Linked DNA regions of Mus musculus: region 2 is linked to region 1. A link is a loop called in an ENCODE intact Hi-C map of the cell type or tissue named here. Cell type or tissue: heart. All regions are shown on one strand. Each heading gives the region's core, and the rest is flanking DNA. Links, peaks and the distances in the headings are about the cores only.

Region 1 (10,218 bases), core at 3,130-8,129:
CCGGCCCTGTCCCCTAGTCAGCATGCAGCAGTCACCATGACAATATCATCATGGCTGAGTGTTGGGCTTCTGAGATGTTGGCCACAGTAGACGATGGTACCAGCGAGGGGCCTGTCTTCTGAGTCCAGCTGGCAGCAGGCAGCATAGGCTATGACAGAGGGCTGCAAACAGGCCAGGGGAAGGGAGAGTGGAAAGGAAAGTGAGATAAAACAGGTAGAGGGATTCTTCTTGAGGAAAAAAAAAAAAAGGAAGCAGGGGCTCTATTCGGTTCTGCTGGGGCAGCACCCATGGGTAGCCTGGAAGATTGTTAGCCCCTACACAAGTCAAGCTTTATCAGACTACTCCAGACTGCTCCCAAAGAAGTGTAATTCAGTAAAACTGCTATCTCCATGTCCCTCAGCAAAGATTAACATTAAGAGCAAGAGAGCAAGGGAAAAGAGCATTAGGTTTGAGCCTCACCTCTTTGTGACACTTGGAAGTGTGGGCAACCTGCACATACAGGAGAAAGTCAGCATTTTGGACTCCGGGGCCATCTGGTTGGATTAGCTGGGGCAGACCATGCTCTGGCCACAAGGAATAACCACGCAGGTGGGCATCTGGAATCTGTCAGAGAATGAAATCTAGTATAAGCTTAGCTGATGGGTAGAAACTAGAAACTCCAAGAGGATGGAGATATCTCGGGGCTGCCTCAGTACCATCCGGGTAGCCAATTAGAGTCAGATTTCTAGATGGGTAGTTATAACTCAGAGCCCTTCATAGCATGGGCAAGGTTCAAACCCGAGTTTAAGAAACCTGAAGAGCAGAGTTACACCTCTAGCCTCCCCCTGCTCCCCCCCCCCCCGCAGATCTCTGCTTTAATGTATTTTGAGGAGCATGGCTGGATAGAGTGTGCATTCCTCTGAGGAACAGGACAGGAGGACAACTCCACACATCTGAGATCCGTCCTTTTATGTGCTGAGGTATTGGGAAGGTCTAAGTAGGTTAGAGCCCTTCAGATCCCGGAGACTGGAGAGTTAACCTCACCTTTGCTCCAAGGCAACTCTCTCCTTTGTACCCTGGGTTCAAGATGCTGCACCTGTCAAAAAAACGGATAGAAGGGAGCTGGAGACATAGATGTCTTTGAAGAAGACATTAATTGTTAGCATTCCTACTAGGCTCTGCCTAATAGCCTGGTAGGCCTGGCTTGCTATAAAAGGAGCTGTTTGACCCCTCCTCCCTCTCTCTGTCCCTTCTCTCTCCCGACTCTCTTCTCTTCCTGACACTCTCCCCTCCTCCCTCCACCTGTCCCTGCCCCCTCGACACTCTCTGTCTCTATTCCCCTCTCAACTCCCCTTTCCATGCCCTAAATAAACTCTATTTGACATTACCTCAGGGGGAAGGGATGCCTCAGCATGGGCCCTCCAAGGCACCCCTCCACCTCACCATACCATGCTCTAGAAAACACATACTTGGATTTTTATAAAACACAACATTAATGATAGGTTATTTGTCTGCCATCAGTGAAATGAGCCAATTTGAGCCAGATTAGAATATATTAAAGGTAGGTTTATTGGGAAGTTGCATTCAGGCAAGTTCGCTGGCCTCAAGGACCAAGGCCAGGGAAGTCACCATGGGAAAAGGGAGGGGTAAGAGAGGGAGAGAGAGAGAGAGAGAGAGAGAGAGAGAGAAGGAGGAGGAGGAGGAAGAGGAGGAGGAGGAGAGAGGTAGAGAGTGAGAGCGCAAAATGTCTGGATTACACAGGGAGGAACCTCTGGGGAAAAAAGCAGCTTAGCCCTTGGGTTGGAAAGTTCAGAGTTGGGGGCAGGGTGTGGCAGGTAGGGACTGGGGGATGCTGGGAGAACCTGGAGGCCAGGTATGCTTTGGTGTGTAAAATATGCACCTCAGTCCCTTGTCCCGGGTCCAAAACCCAACCACTAACAGTGACAAACTCACCTTTGGTAGTTAGGGGTATCTGGGTCTCCCCAGACGGCGTGGCAGTATTGTGCAGGGTCTCGACTCAGGAGCAGAGGTCCTTGTACCGGGAGAACTTAAGACACGAGCACGGGTTCTTCACCTCATTGTCTCCGAGTTCAAATCCTTTGCTGTGAAGGACTCCTTTTAGGCCCCTCAGCCCTCCCTGATACTTCCTGTATCCTCACTTACCTGCTAGGATGCCCTGAATCCTTCGAGTGGTCTCTGTCACGGCAGCCAGGGCTCGCGTTTCCCCCTCAGGATCCCAAGCCTCACCGGGCACAGGAGCTCTTGAGTAGTAGGTTTGGATTCTAAGGGGTCGAGGCTCATGGGAGCCAGGGAGAGGAAGGATTGAGGAGCGGAAGTGGGTGGGCATTTGGGAGAAAGGAGGCCTAAGAAGGCGCACAGACTTCTGGGTCTCCTCATGCAGACATCTGCCTGTGGCCACCCCAAGGAGGAGTAGCCGCCACATCTTCATTCCGTGTCTCCTCAGCCTTCTTGGGTCCAGTCTCCTGAGGCAAGCTCACTTATTTCTCTCTCTCTCTCTCTCTCTCTCTCTCTCTCTCTCTCTCTCTCTCTCTCTCTCTCTCTCTCTCTCTCTCTCTCTCTTCTCTCTCTCTCTCTCTCATCACTCGCCACACCCTGTGCACCACTCTCCTAGTTCTTAGCAGAGTTCAAACTTGTTGACTGAATCCACAGTTTCCCACTAGGAGGTCAGATATGAACCACAGGGGTTGAAGCCATCTCCTCTAGGGGGCTAAAGGGGGGTGCTGGAGACCAGGAGTGTCATTTCAGAGCCTTCCGTTTATTTTTCTAAAGAGGGGTTATGCCACATCCCCCAACCTCTGCCTTTCTCAGTAGGAAGCCTTGGGACACCCCCTGCCCCCCAAAATAAGGAAACATTAGGGGTTTAAAGGGTGAGGAATGTGTGTGTGTGTGTGTGTGTGTGTGTGTGTGTGTGTGTGTGTGTGTGTGTGTGTGGTACTTTTTGTTTCTGTTGGTTTTGTTGATGCTGTCCGCGGATGCCTGCTATCTCCTGGGTGGCGAGCAAACAGGTCCTGCACTATTCTGGGTCAGCCTCTAACTAAGCTGTAAGACTTTGAAGAATGTCCTGCACCTGTGAAGTACTGTCAGCAGGTGCACAACTGTCATGTAAGTTGACTGCCATCTCCTTTGGGGGGCTGTGGGATAGGCCTAAGGAGCTTGGCAGAGTCCACCTACTGGTTCCCAGGAGAGGGAAGATAAAGGCTCAGATGGACTTAACAGAAGTTCAAAGAGGTTCTTTTGAGAAGCCCTGTGTTATGAGGAGACTCTCTGTTTTCTTGTCCCTTACGGTGCTTTTCTGAACTGTCTTCTCTGATTGGTCACCATTTCCCCCCACCCCTTCAGCCAACTCCCACCTTTCCTGTGAGAAGCTCCTACTTTACTCTGGGAAGCCTTTCTTAACATCTCCAGCCCAAATTCCACACCCCTCGGAGGTGGGAGGGAACAGTCTCAGGAAGCCTCTTAGATCCTGACAAGACCTGCTTTCCCTCAGTACTTCCTGGCTCAGGCGCTTTTTCCTCTCCTAGAAGAAGCCTACTCCTGTCAGGTCTTCAGTGTGGGCATTAACACCTAACTATTATTGTGTGTGTGTGTGTTTGTTTTTGTTTTGTTTTATTTTGTTGTTTGAGACAGGGTTTCTCTAGCCCTGGCTGTCCTGGAACTCACTCTGTAGACCAGGCTGGCCTCGAACTCAGAAATCCGCCTGCCTCTGCCTCCCAAGTGCTGAGGTTAAAGGCGTGCGCCACCACTGCCCGGCTCCTATTACTGTAACTTCTTCTCTTTCATAGTGTAGCTCAGATGGACCTAACAGAAGTTCAAAGAGGTTTGAACTTGTGACCGACCCTCTTGCCTTTGCTTCCCAAGGGCTGAGATTACATGTAGCCGTGCACTGTCGTGTCTGCTCCACTCTTTTGCTTTGAAGCAGGGGATAAAGTCACATATGTTAAGACGAATTATCTAGTGAATGACATAAGGACTAGCGTTTATCTTTTGTTCATTTTTAGAGGCAGGGTTGCTTTGTGTAACAACCCTGGCTCTCCTGGAACTTGCTTTTCTAGACCACGCTGGCTTTGTGCTCAAAGAGATCCACCTGTATCTACCTCCTTAGTGCGAGGCCTAAAAACGTATGCCAACACGCCTGGTAGAGTTTATTTTTATTTATTTTTTGAGGCAGAATCTCACTGCGTAGCCTTGGCTGATCTGAAACTCTCTATGCAAACCAGGCTAACCTGGAGCTCACAGGGATCTACCTGCCTCTGTCCCCGGAGTACTTGGGGTCTGGTCAAAGGTGTGTACCACCACAGTTGGCTCAGGACCAGAGTTCAAAGGGAACTACTGGCTTCTCTGGAAGCCAAATGTATTTTTACATGTGACAACTGTGACAAGGGAAACTCCCCACTCTGGAGCCCAAGACTCTCTGCCACTTTCTATTCCTGTCATCTTGACCAAGTGCCATAGCCTTCCCATTATCAGGATGATTGTACTGTAAGGATCGCTGTGAGGAGCAAGTGAGTATCTGTAACGCACAGACAGTGCCCAGGGCACAGAGAGACAGCTCAGCAGCTAAGAGCACGTTCTGTGTTTCCAGAGAACTCTTGGTTCCCCAAACCCATGCTGGGCCGCTCCCATCCACCTGGAACTCCAGCTCTTGGGAATCCAATGTGTCAGGCCTCCATTGGCACTCACGTGCACATACAGATACACATATGCATACTTAAAAATAATAGAAGTAAAATTTTGGAAAAGAAAAAAAAAGCACGGCCCAGCTTGTGATAACGGCTAAGTCAAGAAAAGAGTAGATAGTATGTAGATTGGGCAAAGTCCTGCTTTCATGCTCACCAGAAGGAAAAAAAATTACACACACACATTGGAGTTAGAGAATTTAGGATTTAAAAATTGATTATTAACAGGTGAGTTTATATTATATTATTAACAGGATACTCGTGTTCTTTCTCTAAGACAAATACAGCTTTCTCTAGGTGTCTGAAGATCCTTTTCCCTGAAAAACAAAACAAAACAAAACAAAACAAAGAACTCCCAATATCACTTAACGTGATGAATCCAGTTGGCCTGGCTCTCCAGGTTCCTGGCTCTTCTCTGTCCCCACTCTTATTCTTTGCTGCCTCCTGGTGGCCATGCTGAGAAAGGCATGACCCTGCTGGAGTAGGGAGTCGGGGTGTGGGGTGGGAGTGGGTGGAACTTGCCCCATACCTGCATGAAAAGTTGCAGCCTCTTCCCTCATTGCATTTTTCCTCCCCCGCATGCCTATACGCAGATTATGTGATACCTCACAGGTCGGACAGAGCCTACCATAGGAAGTGTCAGCTAGCTCAAGTGCATTCCTTTAGAACCTACTGTTAGCCTTGCACGGATGCAGGAAGTGCCTGGAAGACATCCCTTGCTCCCACTTTGCACTAGATCCAGCTTCTCTGCCCATTATTCACCGGACAGAAGAGATTCTGTTTCCCAGCGGCAATTCTTTCACATCTTTAAAAACAGCTTTTCAAAGATGTATTTTTGTGTGTGTGTGTATTTTGCTTTTATGTATACATATGCACCACGCGCATGCCCAGTGCCTGAGGAGGTCAGAAGAGGGTGTCAGATCTTGTGGACGTGGAATCACTGTTGGTGGTTGCCAGTCACCATGTGGATGCTGGGGACTGTACACAGGTTCTCTGTGAGAACTACAGGTCCTCTTGACCACTGAGCCATCTCTCTCCAGCCTTCTTTGACATCTTTTTAGCAGGACTTATATATTACCCTGACTTTTTCTCTTATTTTGAGATAGGTTTCACTTGAACTCAGGTTCCTCCCCCCCACCCCCCACTTCTCCCCTCTACCAAAATCCAGCACAGAGATAGCCCAAATGTATCACTATGCCCAATTGTACCTTTTTACTTATTTATTTTTAATTTTTGTTTTTAAGATTTATTTATAGCAAGGAGGTAGTGGAGCATGCTTTTAATCCCAGCATTTGGGAGGGAGAGGGAGGTGGATCTCTGAGTTCCAGGTCAGCCTGGTCTACAGAGTGAATTCCAGGCCAGCCTGGTCTACAGAGTGAGTTTCAGAACAGACAGGATTACACAGAGAAACCATGTTTCAAAAACAAACAAACAAACAAACAAACACACATTTTATGTGTATAATGTTTTTCTAGCATGTGCGTGTATGTGGTGTGCATCACATGTGAGCCTGGCATCAGATGGTGGGGAGCTGGAGTCACAGGTGGTTGTGAGCCATCAGGGGAGTGAGCGCTGAAACCGAACCCAGAGCATTGGCAAGAGGACCAAGTGCTCTTAACCACTGAGCCTCTTTGTCATCCCCAGCTCCATGTGTGACTCTGTTTTTCTACCAGACTTCAGACTGAACGCCTTGTTCGTCTCTTTGAAGATGTATGAAGCAACCATGGAGGGATGGTGGAGGTGAGAGAGTAAAAATGAAGCAAGAGAAGGAGGTGAGGGGTTACACTAAGAACAGCCATTGTCTGATCAAGAAAGCTTTGTGTCTGACATTGTTCCAAACATTATTCTCCTATGATTCTTTTACAAACCCTAGGAAGCTTAGGTATTATTGATACCTAACTTTACAGCCGAGGTGCCGCAGAATTAGACATTAAAGCAGCCACGTGGATTTCAACCCTCACAGACTCCTGGTCACATCTACTGTCCGGTATGGCTTCTCGGATTCATCCAGGGGAGCAGAAGTCACATTGGGATGAGAAGAGAAACCGAGGAGATGAAGGGAAACCAGAGAGAAATTGGAGAAGGGGAGGATTGCTCCAGGGGAACAAGAAGTCGGAGGTTAGTGAGACAAGATGTGAGGGAGGGAAGGTGGCCTGAGGAACAGGGTCCCCAGAGGTGGTGGCCCTGCGGCGGTGGTGATGATGTAACCATGTGCAGCTCCCTCAGCGCGCTTCTCTCTCAGATTCTTCTCCCTTCCACCTCGGACACTCTTCTCCTCCGTTCCTCTCGACTGAGACAATCTGAGGGCTGTGCCCAGAGCCTTATCATCAGCAGAAACTGAAGCATCTATGAAATAACGGAATCAAGCACCCTTCTCTGATATGATCTCTTTTCCTTATGGTTCGTTGCTAGGTTGGCTCACTGCAGCTGTTGGACAAACTGGCTGGGGGAACAGTGACCCTTCTTTTCTTTATTCTCCCCTTCTCGGTCTTAGGGTGTAGACTTGCCATCAGAATTCTTTCCTGAATCAATTCAACTCCCCTCCCTTGTCTATCCGAACCACCCTGCCTCCCTGGTTAAGCGCCAGCCTTAGATGGATCCAGCACTTGCCTGCATTTGTATTTGAGCAGCTGAGGACCACTAGAGGAAATCATTCCAGCAGACAAGACTATGGCCTGGCCGCTCTAAAACACTTCCCATCAACTTCAATTGTATGCTCCCAAGTCAGAAATCTCAGCAACGGCTCTCTCTTCCACCCTTAGCAATTGGGGTTTTAGACCTTCCGTCTGCAGCCTCCCCTGCAGCCCAGCCACTTTAGGAACCACTTTTTTTCCCAGTGGAAAATAAAAGCTGCAAGACAAGAACACTCTCGGTCTGTGATACACCTTTCATTTTTATTAAGATGGGGGCAGATTGGCCTCAAACTTGCTATTGTCTTTCTTAGCCCCTGAATGCCAGGGTTGCAAGCCTGCTTCATCATGTCCAGCCAAAGCCTTTAAAAAAAGTTATCACCATTTTTGGTGTTTTGAGACAGGGTCTCACTATGCATAATCCTAGCTTTGACCACTCTATGTAGACCAGGCTGACCTCAAACTTATCTTCCTGCGGCTACATACCAAATGCTGGGCTTAAAGGCATGTGCCATCAGGCCCAGTTCAAACCTGTGTGTTTTAATTTATTTTTATGTTTGTAAACATATAAGCATACATGTTTAAAAATATTTATTTAGGAGGCTGGAGAGTTGGCTCAGCAGTTAAAAGCCCTTCTGCTCTTGCAGTGTTCCTAAGTTGGGTCCCAGTATCCACATGGTGACTCCAGAACTTCTGTAGGGGCGGGGGACTGATACCCTCTGACTTCCTTGGCACTAGGGATGCCTGTGGTGCACACATTTATATGCAAGCAAAACTCTCACACAAAATACAATAAATAAATCTAAAAACAAAAATTTAAAAATAGTGGTGTGTATGTGCATGCACGAGTGCATGTATGTGTGTGTGTGTCTAAGTGTGCGTGTGCGTGTGTCTAAGTGTGCATGTGTGTGTGCGTGTGTGTGTGTGTGTGTGTGTGTGTGTGTGTGTAGCTATTCATGTCATGGTACACACAGGAGTTGGTTTGGGGATCAGACTATGTCAGGTTTGATAGTAAGTGCCTTTGCCTACTGAGCTATCTTGCCAACACCCTATTTCTATTTTTTTAAAGATTTATTTATTATATATAAGTACACTGTAGCTGTCTTCAGACACATCAGAAGAGGGTGTCAGATCTCATTACTGATGGTTGTGAGCCACCATGTGGTTGCTAGGATTTGAACTCAGAACCTTCGGAAGAGCAGTCAGTTCCCTTAACCGCCGAGCCATCTCTCCACCCCCCACCCCCCATTTATATTTTTATCTGTCTCTACGCTTTTCCTTCTAAGAGAGAAAGAGGAAAGAGGTGTTCTCTTCTTTTGGAAGAGCGGTCCTTCCATTATGATCCCACCTGAGAGCTGGGCAACTCCAGCCTCAGCTCTGCTATGCCTCATTCCAGGCATCCCCGTCTCTCCCAATCCAGTCTGCCCGGCTCCAGCCGCACTCTGTGCCGGTGAATGGATGGGAATGATTGTCTTTATGTGGGAAACCCTGCTTTTTGCCAGACTTACCTCTTGAATTCTGTTCCTTGTTGCCTCAAACAAGCCTTTCCTGGCCCTCACATTAAAAGCAGATGCCTGCATTGAAACCCACCACTGGTGCCAGGTGTGGCACTACACTCTGGTAATCCCAGTACCAGAGAGGCCGGAACAGGAGGATTAAGAGTTCAAGTCCAGCTTGAACTACCATAGTGAGACCCTGTCTCACAACAAACAACACTTACCAGGAATCACCTCTGCTTTAGACACGGTGCCCACAATCTAGAACTATGTCTTTGTGTTTCCATGCTTATCTGCTGCCCTAATCAACTGTGAATTCCCCAAGAGCTAAGATTACCCTTGTTTAGCCTTCAGTTCTACAGTAAGTAAAGCGCCTGGCCAAGGTAAAACAATGAGCTTGAGGAGAAGGAAACTGAGGACAAAGGAGAGCGAAAGATGTTGAGTGTGATGAGTTGTGTCTGAAATCTCAGCACTCAGGAGGCTGAGGCAGGGAAATTGCTTTGCATTCTAGGCTAGCCTGGGCTTCAGTTGTAAGTCCCTGTGTCTCAACCGACACAAATAGAAACAGAAAGTGAAGCTGTTGGTGGAACAGCTTCTATGGTCCAGGTAGGAGGCTCTCTGTGCTAGCCTGAGTAAGCTTCCAGACCCTGAGTGAGCTTCTAGGAGCTTTTCCTTTTGGGGCCATGATACTTGGGAGGTTTGAAGGCAGGGCAGGTGGGTGGAGCTAGCCTTTATCTCCGAGTGCAGCCCTAGCTAGCCTCAGATGTTGACAGCTGGAGCTAGCAGGGGTTTTGCAAACCTTCCCAGTTGCAGAAGGCCAGCAGTCTGTGGGACAGGTGGGTGGAGCCGAGCTTATCTCCCAAGTGCAGTCCTAACCTCAGATGGTAACAAAGGGGGAGCTACTGGGAGTTTTGCAAACCGTCCCGATTGCAGCAGGGCTGGATGGCCTGGCTAGGGTGACCATGACACTAGGTGTTGGCGGGTGCTGGGTGGGTGGTGGTGATAGGGATTTCCAGTTTGAGCCTTTTGGATGAAGTTTAGCTTTCAGGCCACTGGGGTAGAGCCATGCTCTATTTGGCTCGCCTCTACCTACATCATACTTTGGTTCTTTTAAAGACAAGTAGAAGGCCACAGCTCTGCAGGTGAGTCTTGCCCTGCAAGCAAGGCCTTTCCTTAACAACAAAGGACCGTCCTTGCTCCCTCAAGTCACAACTGATGGCCATTTTGATGAAGTCAAATTGCCTCTTTTCCTTTGAAAACACCAAACACCTACCTTCTCTCCTCCATGGAGAGACTCCCATCTGCCACTGGTGTTCAGAGCTCAGGCTAGGGAGTTCTGTCCAGGTTAGACCACTTTCACTTTCGAGGAGGAGTTGGCTTTCTTAGGAACTAGTGAATGTCTAAGGGGGCTACACA
Region 2 (10,218 bases), core at 2,125-7,124, 51 kb before region 1:
CTGTCTCATCCTCAGAGATTCGGGAGTCATCGGCATGAAGATCCACAACAGCCTCCTGCCCCGCCAGGGGTTTGATGTCGGGGATGAGGCTCTGGGACACAGACACCCCCGCTACCCCGTTACACTGGGCCCATGTCTACTCCCACCTGAACATTTCTTACCCTCCCTTCCCTGGCTCCGCCCACCTCACCTTGAGTGACTCAGTGGTGATACTGATGGACGGTTTCTTCTGTGTCGCGGCAGTGCTGGCTCCCCAACGGCGTTTTCGGCCAGGCTGGCCCCCCTCTGTGTCACTGTTTCCAGCTTGCACCCCCTTGGTAGCTGCTGTCCCCAAAAAATAGGACCCAACAGTTAGATGGTCTAGGTTCCTAACTAGCTCACACCGTAACACTCATATGTTGCTTTTGGCTGCAGTTTAAGTAAAAGGTTAACGTAAGAAAAGATTGGGGGAGTGGAGATTGGGAAACTAAGGCTTAAAGAGTGAACAAAACTGATGTTGTATCTTTATTATGGCTGGGAACTATTTGCGCACAGAAAGGAGAAGGCGGGTAAGCAGTTGGAGGAGCACTTCAGACTTAAGTGCAGGAGAGCCAGACGAACACGTGACTACACTGTAAGACCATGTGCTCCTTACTGGGTGTCTGCACATGGTGGTACACACCTTTAATCCCAGCACTTGAAAATGAGGGGGAAATCTCTGAATTCAAGACCAGCCTGGCCTACACAACAAATTTCAGAGCAGCCAGAAAACAAATCTACCACCAAACTACCACTGCCCAAGTTCCTCAGTGGGCAACAATTGCATGTTTACTGTCAGGAGGGCTTACAGATTAAGAGCACTGAATGTTCTTCCAGAGGTCCTGAGTTCAATTCCTAACAACCACATGGTAGCTCACAACCATTTATAATGTGATCTGGTGCCCTCTTCTGGCCTGCAGGCATTCATGCAGGCAGAACGCTGTATATATAATAAATAAATCTTAAAAATGGAAAGCATCACACAGGCATCTCTCTAACTTCAAATTCAAGGTCAGATACCAGAAAGGATGCATTCCTCTAAGTTGGGCGTGTAGCACACGCCTGTAATCCCAGCTACTTGAGAGGATGTAGCAGGATTCAGTTTTTAGTCAGCCTGGTCTACACAGCAGAAACCTTGTCTCAAAAATAAGTAATAACAAGAGAATAGATTGAAAATGGTCTGAGGTACAATGCTCTCCTTAAAAGGTACTTTGGAGTTGGGGAAACTGATGTGGCATTGTGTGCCTAGCATGTGCAAGGCTGTAGGTCCAATCCTCAGTAACGCGCGCAAGCACACGCGCGTGCGCGCGCGCACACACACACACACACACACACACACACACACACACACACACACACACACACACACACACACACAGAGCTGGAGAAACAGGACTGGTTAAAATGAAAACCACCCAGATTCTCCATGTGTAGGGAGAGCAGAGTCTCACTAGGTGGAGGGAGAACTGCACCCTAAGACTGATACTGGGAGGAAATGAATGCTAATCATCTGTGCAGTTTTTATGACTTCTACCAGGGATTTGGGGCTAGACTTACAGACAACGGAGATTTTCCTCTTGAATGACTTGGGCATCGAACTCTGTATGGAGAAGATAAGGAAGAGAGAGAGACACCCCACAGAGAGGGGGAGGAGGTTAAATCAGGCAATCTTAGCATAAATGCCAAAGACACACAGAGACAGAGAGAGAGAGACACTGACAGATAGAGACCAAAACAGAAGCAGCAAACGGCAAAAAACGAAGCAGAATCAATGCAAGTTAGAGGAAAATTAAACCAAACGTCACGGGGAAGGTCATCTATGTCACCTCACACCAGTGTATTAGCTTTACCAGAAATAAGATGGGGAGGGGCTTAATAACCTCCAGCTACTTAAGTAGTTTTTGGGTTTTTTGAAACAGGGTCTCACTTTGTAGCTTAGGCTACATCATCAAACTTTTGGTGATCCTCCTGCCTCAGCCTCCCAAGCACTGGGATTACAGACATGAGCCACCATGTCCGGCTCCGTCAGCCCTTTTAAGTTGCTGATCATGCTCTCAACTGTATCTAAGGGATGAGGACACGAAACCCAGCGAGCTATGCCCAGACCCAGGTAACTGGGTCCTCCTAAGTCCTTCCTTGCCAATTTGAAAGATACGAGAAAAACCCACTCTTGAGATGGCAACTTCAACAAGCTTCCTGTACTCAGCTCCCAGCCTGACATCTTGACAGGAGGTGGGACACTTGAAGACCACTCAGAGCAACACCAAGGAAAAGAATTATACAAGGTTCACTGCAGATGAAGGGCAGGTAGCAGAGAGAATTTACAAGGATCTCTTGTCTAAGGAGGCTCTGGTAAAGGCCAGCTGCTCCAGGGAAAGCCTCGGCCTCCCCAACCACCACCCTTACTCCAGCAGAGCCTTAACGCTCCCCCTTCAAACAGGGCTCAAATGCAGGGGCTCTGGCTAAGGACCAAAACCAAAACAAATCCCACAAGACAGATTTGGGCAAGCCTCTTTCCAGACACACAGTGGAGTGACACTACAGACAGAGCAGGGGCACTTTTATAGGTGCTTATTTCTGGAAAAACTAAGACCACCCTACCACCCTTCTAACGGGTAGGGCAGGACCCCCTTAATCTCCTTTCCCCTCCCACCCCCAGCCCCACCTGTGTCATCTAACCAAGTCTCCTTGGTCTGTGTTAAGAGCCAGCCTGACCCCTAGCTAGGTTGCTCACGATGGGTAAGTTAGTGAGAAAAGGAAATAAATAAAAACCAAAAAAACAAACAAACAAACAAAAAAAAACAAAAAAGAAAGAAAATAAAAGAACCCAAAAAACCAATTAAACAAAATAACTTAATTAAAACAAGAAAAACACGAACCAAATAAATAAACCCAACAAAGAAATAAAAAAATAAATTATAAAAATAAAAGATTAAAGAAGAGGTAGAAAATAAAAGAATAAACTAGGAATATGACAAATGTTCCAGGTACCATCTCACACCTGGGATCTTCAGTTCAGCCAATCGCACCTCACTGTGTACTGTATCTAGTCAACCGCCGTCCAATCAGAATGAGCCCTCCCTGCTAGGCGCTGTGCAATTGGTGGGGGGTTGGGTTGGCAAAAAAGGTGGGCGCACGGCGTGGTAGTCAGCGTGGCACTGCCAGAGTCCTCCCAGGGGCGCAGGGGGGGCGGGAGGGAATCGTGTGGGGGGACGCTGCCCAGTTTCCAAGATGTCAAAACAGTTCACTGGCGATGGCCAGCCTCAGCGAGGGGCAGAGGGGGGAATGGGGGCAGAGCATCAGTCCTGGCCCTGTAGGGCATCATCTTGCAGTCCCTGATGAATGAGCAAGCGGCCTGTGAGCGGCAGGAATGCTCCTTGCCTTTCTTTCATGAGGCAGGCAGGACCCTATGTCCACCAGTGACAAGCTGCAGCAGTGCCACTAGCCAACACTTGGGATCCAGGTGACAACTCCAAAGTCCCTTCCTCCTCTGAGTGTAACTGGGGAGAGGTCCTGTCACCGAGCAGGATCATGGAGCCTCTGATGAAGGTAGCCCGGGGGTGGCAGTAGTCAATTTCCCCAGGACCTGGTACACATTCAGCAGCAAGCTCAGAGTATGTCTTCCGGTTTGTCGTTGGCACCTCCTCAGGGACTGCAGCTGAGACAGTGGTTCCGGTTGGGTGGGTGAGTGAGTCCCTGCCTCCAGGGATGGAGGAGAAGCTGAAGCGACCGACACGATGCTGCCCTTCACCATGGACAGCAGGGACCAAAGGAAAGTCCATCTGAAGAGCAAGTGGTGACACGCGGGCTGGGCTGCCATCAGCTTTAAGCCCCTGGGTACAGACCCCCAGACTTCTCTGCAGGGTTTCTAGTCAACAAAGCTTAGGCCACCGGCCCCACTCAAGTGTTTACAGCTCGGCACTGTCGTCATAAACATCTGACTCTCTTAGGTTTCTTGGTCCCTAGATGGGGATCCCAACAGTCTGTAGCAAACAAGGCAACCCACAGTCTCTGACAGGTAAGGGCATGTGGGCAGGCACCCCAGCACTGGCACAACTCTTCTTGGGGTGTCCCGAGTAGGGCGATGATTCAAGTCCACCCCTTTCCAAATGCTTCTTGTTCTCAGTACAAGTCTCTCCAGAACAGTGCTCGTCTCAGCCCCGATGTAAGCAAGAAGGGAGGCGGGGCCCATCACAGACGCCCACAGACACGCCCCTCTGGCCAAGACACCGGGAGCACACTCGGCTCTGATTGGGCGGCTCGGTAGCAGCGGGTGGGTCCAGAGGTAGAGGCGGCATCAGCGATTGGCCAGTTGGGCAGGGTTATATTTTACGGGCGGATTACCGTACATGAGGTACTTGGACAAAGTTTTACGGGGAAGAAGGACCTTGTAATAAATAATATTCTGCACATCAAATCACTTTCACCGGCCCCCACCCCCGCAACACACACCAGAGAAAGGCTACACACACAACAGCCCCTCCCACCCTGTAATAATACCACTCCCAAACCCAGCTAATTCTATTTCTTTAAGGGTCAAGAAGACCTCGCTGGCTCCAATGGGGGAAGCCTCTTGAACTGGGTATAGGAAAAAGTGGTAATATTTGTGCCAACAAAACAAAACAAAACCTAAGAGGGCCTTGTGGTTCACCCCTTGGATTTCTAAGAAGCTACACTTCCGTAATTAGACCACTGGGGGGCAGAAGAGCAACAAAAATTCCTCAGCATGGCTGACTCGGTAAGAGACCCAAAGCCCCACTAGGTGGCGACAAGTGCCATTAAGCTTTTAAAAAGGAGGGAAAGCTCAAGGAGTTAGCTTCACAGAAGCTTCAGCAGCAAGAAAGCTGCACTTGGGTTTTTTGGTTTTTCTCTCTCTCTCCTCTCTCTCTCCCTCGCCTCCCTCTCCCCCCTCTCTCTCTAAAAAAAAGGGCCATTAACAGACTTCCAAATTAGGAGCCTGGTCTATATCACTGCTTCATGTAGGGAAAGGAAATCAAAGACCTTGTCTGTTATCACAAGGGGCATCCCTTGCTAAACCAGCGAATTCTCCCTTGCCCTATCCTGATCCAAGGATAGCCTTATCCCCTTTAGGTCATCCCACTGTGTAAGAGGGATGGCTGAGATGGTCTATTCTCCCTAGGCCCACGCTCGGCCCACCCTCCCCAACAGGTGGCTTGGCTAGTTACCTCTTTCTTTTCCTCTTCTTCAGCACCACCCTCTGGGCGCTCATCATTGCTGACTTGGTCTGCAACAGGCAGAGGAGGCTCAGGCACCTCATTTTCAGGTCTGTTTTCACTGGTGTCCATGGTCACTTCCTCCTTCTCTTCACTGACAGGATGGAAGAGATTGAAGGAAAGGGTAGGAGAGAGTGAAGGGGAAGAGAGAGCAAGATGTTAGCTTTGTGGACATAAAATCCCAATGGCTCCTTACTTGGGCGGGATCAGACTAGAACTTTCCCATGGGAAAGTGGGAATGCTTTCTTTAGGGAAAAAGCACAAATTACAGTGGTCATGGCCACTCAGTACCAGATGGGGCCTTTATGTGGGGTTCCCAGCACTCAGAGTTCTTAGACACTCACTTCACAGCTCTCTTGCACGAAACCAACAGTCTCCTCTGAAAAGTCCTTCAAAAGTGACCTCAATTTGTCTAGAAGGCTATAGCCTCTCTACTCACTAGTTAAGGCATCTTTAATTTACCAAGAACCTAAAGGAAGCCCACTTCCTTTATAAAAAAACAAAAAAGCTAAAAAACCCAAGACTTTGGAAAGGGCATAGGTGTAGCCAATGACCCCGACCTTGTGTCCAATCAACTGTTAATTAGTAAGTGCCCGGTGATCCACAGGGCCTCCAGACACCAGGACCAGTAAGAGTGAGGATGGGGCTGGTAAGGGTGCCCACTTCTCTCTCACCCTAGGAAAACCTGAGGAATGGCTGTCACCTGCTCAGAGCAGAGACTGTTCTTACATTTGACTCTTACCCAGTCACTCCCATTGCTCATTCCAACTTCCAAGAGATAAAGAGAGCAGGCCTCCCAAGTCAGTAATACCCTCCTCCACACCAGACAACTCCCCCAAAACATGGAACCCACTCGCTCACAAGTTAGCACTCACTTCAGACAAAGAAATCCAGAGACTCCATCAAATAAACTATCTTCCTACCTTTCTGCCACCATCCCTAACTTCTAACCCTGACACTCCCTAAAACTAGATTAAAAATAATCAAAATCAGGATGATCAGGGGTACAAGTGACAGAAAAGGGAAACCAAGCCTCTCCAGACCAGGAACTAGTACCAGAAAATACAGCACTCATTCTCACCAGGCTGTGTGACACACAAGAGGTCAGAAAAGCCTCCCCAGTGTAGGCAGGGAGAGATGCAAAGCTGAGGGGGAGGGGGAAACCAGGACTGGGCCCCCAGCTAACAGGACCCCATAGAACACGTGATTTTTTGCTTAAATCTTGAAGAAAGGCTTATCAAAAACCCAAACCAAAACAAACAACCTACTGCTCAGAGAGGGCAACTGGGGCCAATTAGAAACCGAGCAGAAAGGACAAAGGGAGAAAGCGGAATGCCTGAAAACAGATCAAAATGAAAGACAGTGCGAGGCATGAGGAAGCTGGGGAGGATGAGGCGGCGGGGCGGGGGGGAGGGGGGGGCAGGACACATGGGGATGCGAGCCTCTCACCCTGCTCTGCTGTCTGAGAACATCATTATTTTTTTTCTCCCCCTGGAAGTGCTGTTTATCCCTTTCTGGAATGGAAGAAATAACAAAAACCAAACAAAAAAATCCTAAAAAAATTAAAACAAAAATCCCGAATCAGACAAACCCCCTTCCTTGTCCGCAGCTCCCACCACCTCCTCCCAGCCACCCGATCCAGAGAGAGAAAATCAAGATGCAGCAACTGGGGAATCCAAAAAAAAAATGGTAAATGGAAGGGGAGGTGGTGGTGGAGCGGGGAGGCTAAAATAGATCGGGCGTTTAAGAGATAAGCGTTTAAGTCCTCACGGCAAACCCCGAGTTCGGCTGGACTGGTCTCTCTGGAGGAAGAGGAGGAAGAGGGCCAGGTTGCTGGTAGTAAGCAGACTCTATTGTATTGGTAAAGCGGCAGCGATCAGCCGGAGACATGCAGGGGAGCCATCTTGCCACTTACCCAGCAGCCCGTGTGTGCGGATGGGGGAGGGCCCTGATGCAGCAGGGGAGGGGAAAGAGGGAGGGCGCTGAGTGAGCAAGGTTCTTATCCTCTGGCAGGCCACAGGGAGTCAAGTGGCTTCAGAGGCCAGGCCTTTCCCTTCTTTTCTCAGGTTACAGCAGCTAAGAGGTCTACTGGTACAGGCCAGGGTGCTTGCTCCCAGTCTTCCAAAGGGCAAAGAAGGGGCCAGGTGGGGAGAACAGACAGCTGCCTGACCGAGGACCCAAAGTAAGTAATGGCAAATGGCAGAGTTGGGAATGAGAAACGATTAAAGCCAAAGCAGGAACATTTTTAAAGATGACCAAAGCTTCTATCTACCCTCAGAACATCAAGACAGCATTTTCTTATGTGCCCATCACTGTCCCACCCAGGATAACTAACTCGCTGCTCACCTCTGCCAATGATCACGTGGAACCTCTCTCTCTGTTTTCTAGAAAAGTTGGAGGGAAGTGGATAAGTCTGGGAGAGTTTCTTTTCCAAATCAGAGGAAAGGTGGATGTCTCTGAAGAGAGCCAGAGTTCCCAGTCGTTAACAAGCCCACTCAGCCTCAGGGTGCCTGCCTACACCAATGAGGAGAAGACAAGTGGACATGCACAGCTAAGGCCTGAAGGCATCCAGGTCGACAGGATGCTGCAGGTGAAAGGTGTTCCTTGGGGTCAGGGTAGGTGAGGTAAGCCCAACAGTGAGGCTGGGAGACAACAAAGACCAGGCATCTCGGCCATCTTCCACACAAGCAGATGTGAGTGTGAAACAGACCTTAACAAAAGATTCAGTCCTACTACAACCCTAGTACACGAGAGACTAGGGCATGTTGTGTTACAAAATACAACAACAACTCAAACCAACCCCTCCAACAACCACCACCACCACCAGTAATAGCAACAAAGAACTGCTGAAGACTCAACAAGCTAATCTGCGGACTGAAATGGCCTCAGTTCCTTTTCCTAACAGCAGAACGAACCCTCTTCAGACAGAAATCCGGAGACTCCATCAGATAAACTATCTTCCTACCTTTCTGCCACTATCCCTAACTTCTTCTTCTTTTTTTTTTTTTTGGTTTTTCGAGACAGGGTTTCTCTGTGTAGCTCTGGCTGTCCTCAAACTCAGAAATCCGCCTGCCTCTGCCTCCCAAGTGCTGGGATTAAAGGCGTACACCACCACGCCTGGCCATCCCTAACTTCTAATCCTGACACCCACTCCCCAAATGCTAGATTTAAAAAAAAAAATCAGGGGGCTGGAGGGGTGGCTCAACGGTTAAGACCACTGACTCCAGAGGTCCTGAGTTCAGTTCCCAGCAACCATCTGTAATGGGATCTGATGCCTTCTTCTGATATGTCTGACAGTTACAGTGTACTCATATAAATAAAATAAATCTTTGTTTATTTTTTTTTGTATTTTTGTTTTTTTGGAGACAGGGTTTCTCTGGGTAGCTCTGGCTGTCCTGGAACTCACTCTGTAGACCAAGCTGGCCTTGAACTAAAAAAATCCGCCAGCCTCTGCCTCCCGAGTGCTGGGATTAAAGGCATGCGCTACCACGCCCGGCAAAATAAATAAATCTTTAAAAAAAAAAAGGTCAGGATGATCAGGGGTACAAGTGACGGAAAAGGGAAACCAAGCCTCTCCAAGTCAGGAACTAGTACCTGAAAATTCAGCATTTCTACCAGGCAGTTTGACACACAGGTCAGAAAACCTCCCTAGGGGGTGGGGGTGGGAGGGAGGGAGGGGCAGAGAAAGACAGACACAGAGACACATGGGCGGGGGAACAGGGGGAGGGGGAGGTGAAAAAGCTTGTAAGAACTTTTGAGAACAGGTCGGTGTGGGTTAGGCCAGCCTTGAACTCAGATCCTCCTGCCTGTGCCTTCAGAGTGCCAGGATTTACCCAACCTCATTTTGATCAAAGCTTTTAGACAAGAATCAAATTTTCTCTGTGCTGCTTAAAATCCTAAACTTACATGCCAAAAAGTGTATGCTACAGTGGTGTTTATACATTAAAAGTTTCCTTTTACATAGTGATGTCTGCTCAAAGGTAAGGCAAGATCCGGTATGGGGGTTAAAAAAGAAGTGAATCCAGGAATGAGACTGGTCCTACCTTTTACAAACTGTGTGATAGTGACGACATTTCGGCTCCTCTCCTATACTCTGTAAGTGTTGCTAACAATAATACCCACCTCAGGGACAGTGCTAGCTCTGTGTAGTCTGGATGCTGATGCACACAGAGACCAGCGTGTGCAGGAAACGCAGGCACAGGCAGCAGTCACTGCAGTTTTTTTTAATTCAATGGGTAGACACTTTTTCTCTGCTGGTAAAATATTCAGTGATGGGGATGACAGGTTTTGACAATGCCCTTATCACTCTGAATAATAATCATTAGGTTACTTGCCACCTACCTCCACTCTGCAATGTTCCTCAGGGGTAGAGACTTGTGCCTTGGTCCCTAGCTCAGACTTTAAGACAAGTAACTACGTATGCACTTCTTAATTACGATATAATGGTGGGTAACAAGTGGATACTTAAACATTTGTTCATCTAAAAGATTGTTTTCTCTGTTTCTTCATGTATGTACGAGCAGTGGACCGCATGCATGTATGGGATGTCGTACCTGTGTGAGCCTACACTGTGGAGGCAAGAAGCTAAGGTTAGGAATCACTCTTCTTCCCACATGATTCAAACAGATGAAGGTACAAACTGTAATCCCAGCACCCGGGAAACAGAGGCAGGCAGATCTTGGTGAGTTTGAAGCCAGCCTACAAGCCAGGTCTACACAATCAGTTAGTTCCAGGACAGCCATGGATACAGAAAAACCCTATCTTGAAAAATGAAAATGAGTAACAGGGTCTCTCTGAGATCTGGAACTGGATGATTCTGCCAGTTTTTCTGGCTAGCTGGTAATCCCTGACTTGGGGAGGATGGTGCAGGTGCAGCATGCCTACCACATGTGTGTGCCCATGGTTCTGGGCATCTCTAGTCCTTACACTTGTTGACAAGCACTTTAACCACAGAGCCTCTCAGCCA

What was found. Hi-C counts contacts between places; a loop is a spot of excess contacts. Peaks named below come from ENCODE experiments on the same cell type or tissue, not always from the same donor. Only the 100,000 strongest peaks of a DNase experiment are listed, where the experiment ranks them.
Region 2: it touches region 1 in a loop (9-fold over the local background); 18 of 42 quality-filtered maps call a loop at or near these places.

What each region holds. Positions count from the first base shown.
Region 1 is chr14:54,696,384-54,706,601 of GRCm38, forward strand. Gm29776 (predicted gene, 29776) reads right to left here and starts at 2,450. Exons shown (of 14, transcript NM_001370892.1): 1 at 2,143-2,450; 2 at 1,933-2,026; 3 at 1,024-1,075; 4 at 460-603; 5 at 36-161. The coding sequence starts at 2,428. In heart, for the core only: a CTCF peak has its summit at 5,141 (motif pointing left); a DNase peak (open chromatin) is centred at 5,128; H3K27me3 peaks cover 445 bases.
Region 2 is chr14:54,646,513-54,656,730 of GRCm38, forward strand. It overlaps Acin1 (apoptotic chromatin condensation inducer 1), which reads right to left. Exons shown (of 19, transcript NM_023190.3): 9 at 5,205-5,346; 10 at 1,576-1,618; 11 at 191-324; 12 at 1-91. 4930579G18Rik (RIKEN cDNA 4930579G18 gene) reads left to right here and starts at 3,999. Exons shown (of 6, transcript NR_038053.1): 1 at 3,999-4,036; 2 at 4,553-4,756; 3 at 5,228-5,302; 4 at 6,862-6,941; 5 at 7,319-7,434; 6 at 7,641-8,588. In heart, for the core only: a CTCF peak has its summit at 4,754 (motif pointing right); DNase peaks (open chromatin) are centred at 4,379 and 4,519; H3K4me3 peaks cover 2,019 bases; H3K27ac peaks cover 2,540 bases.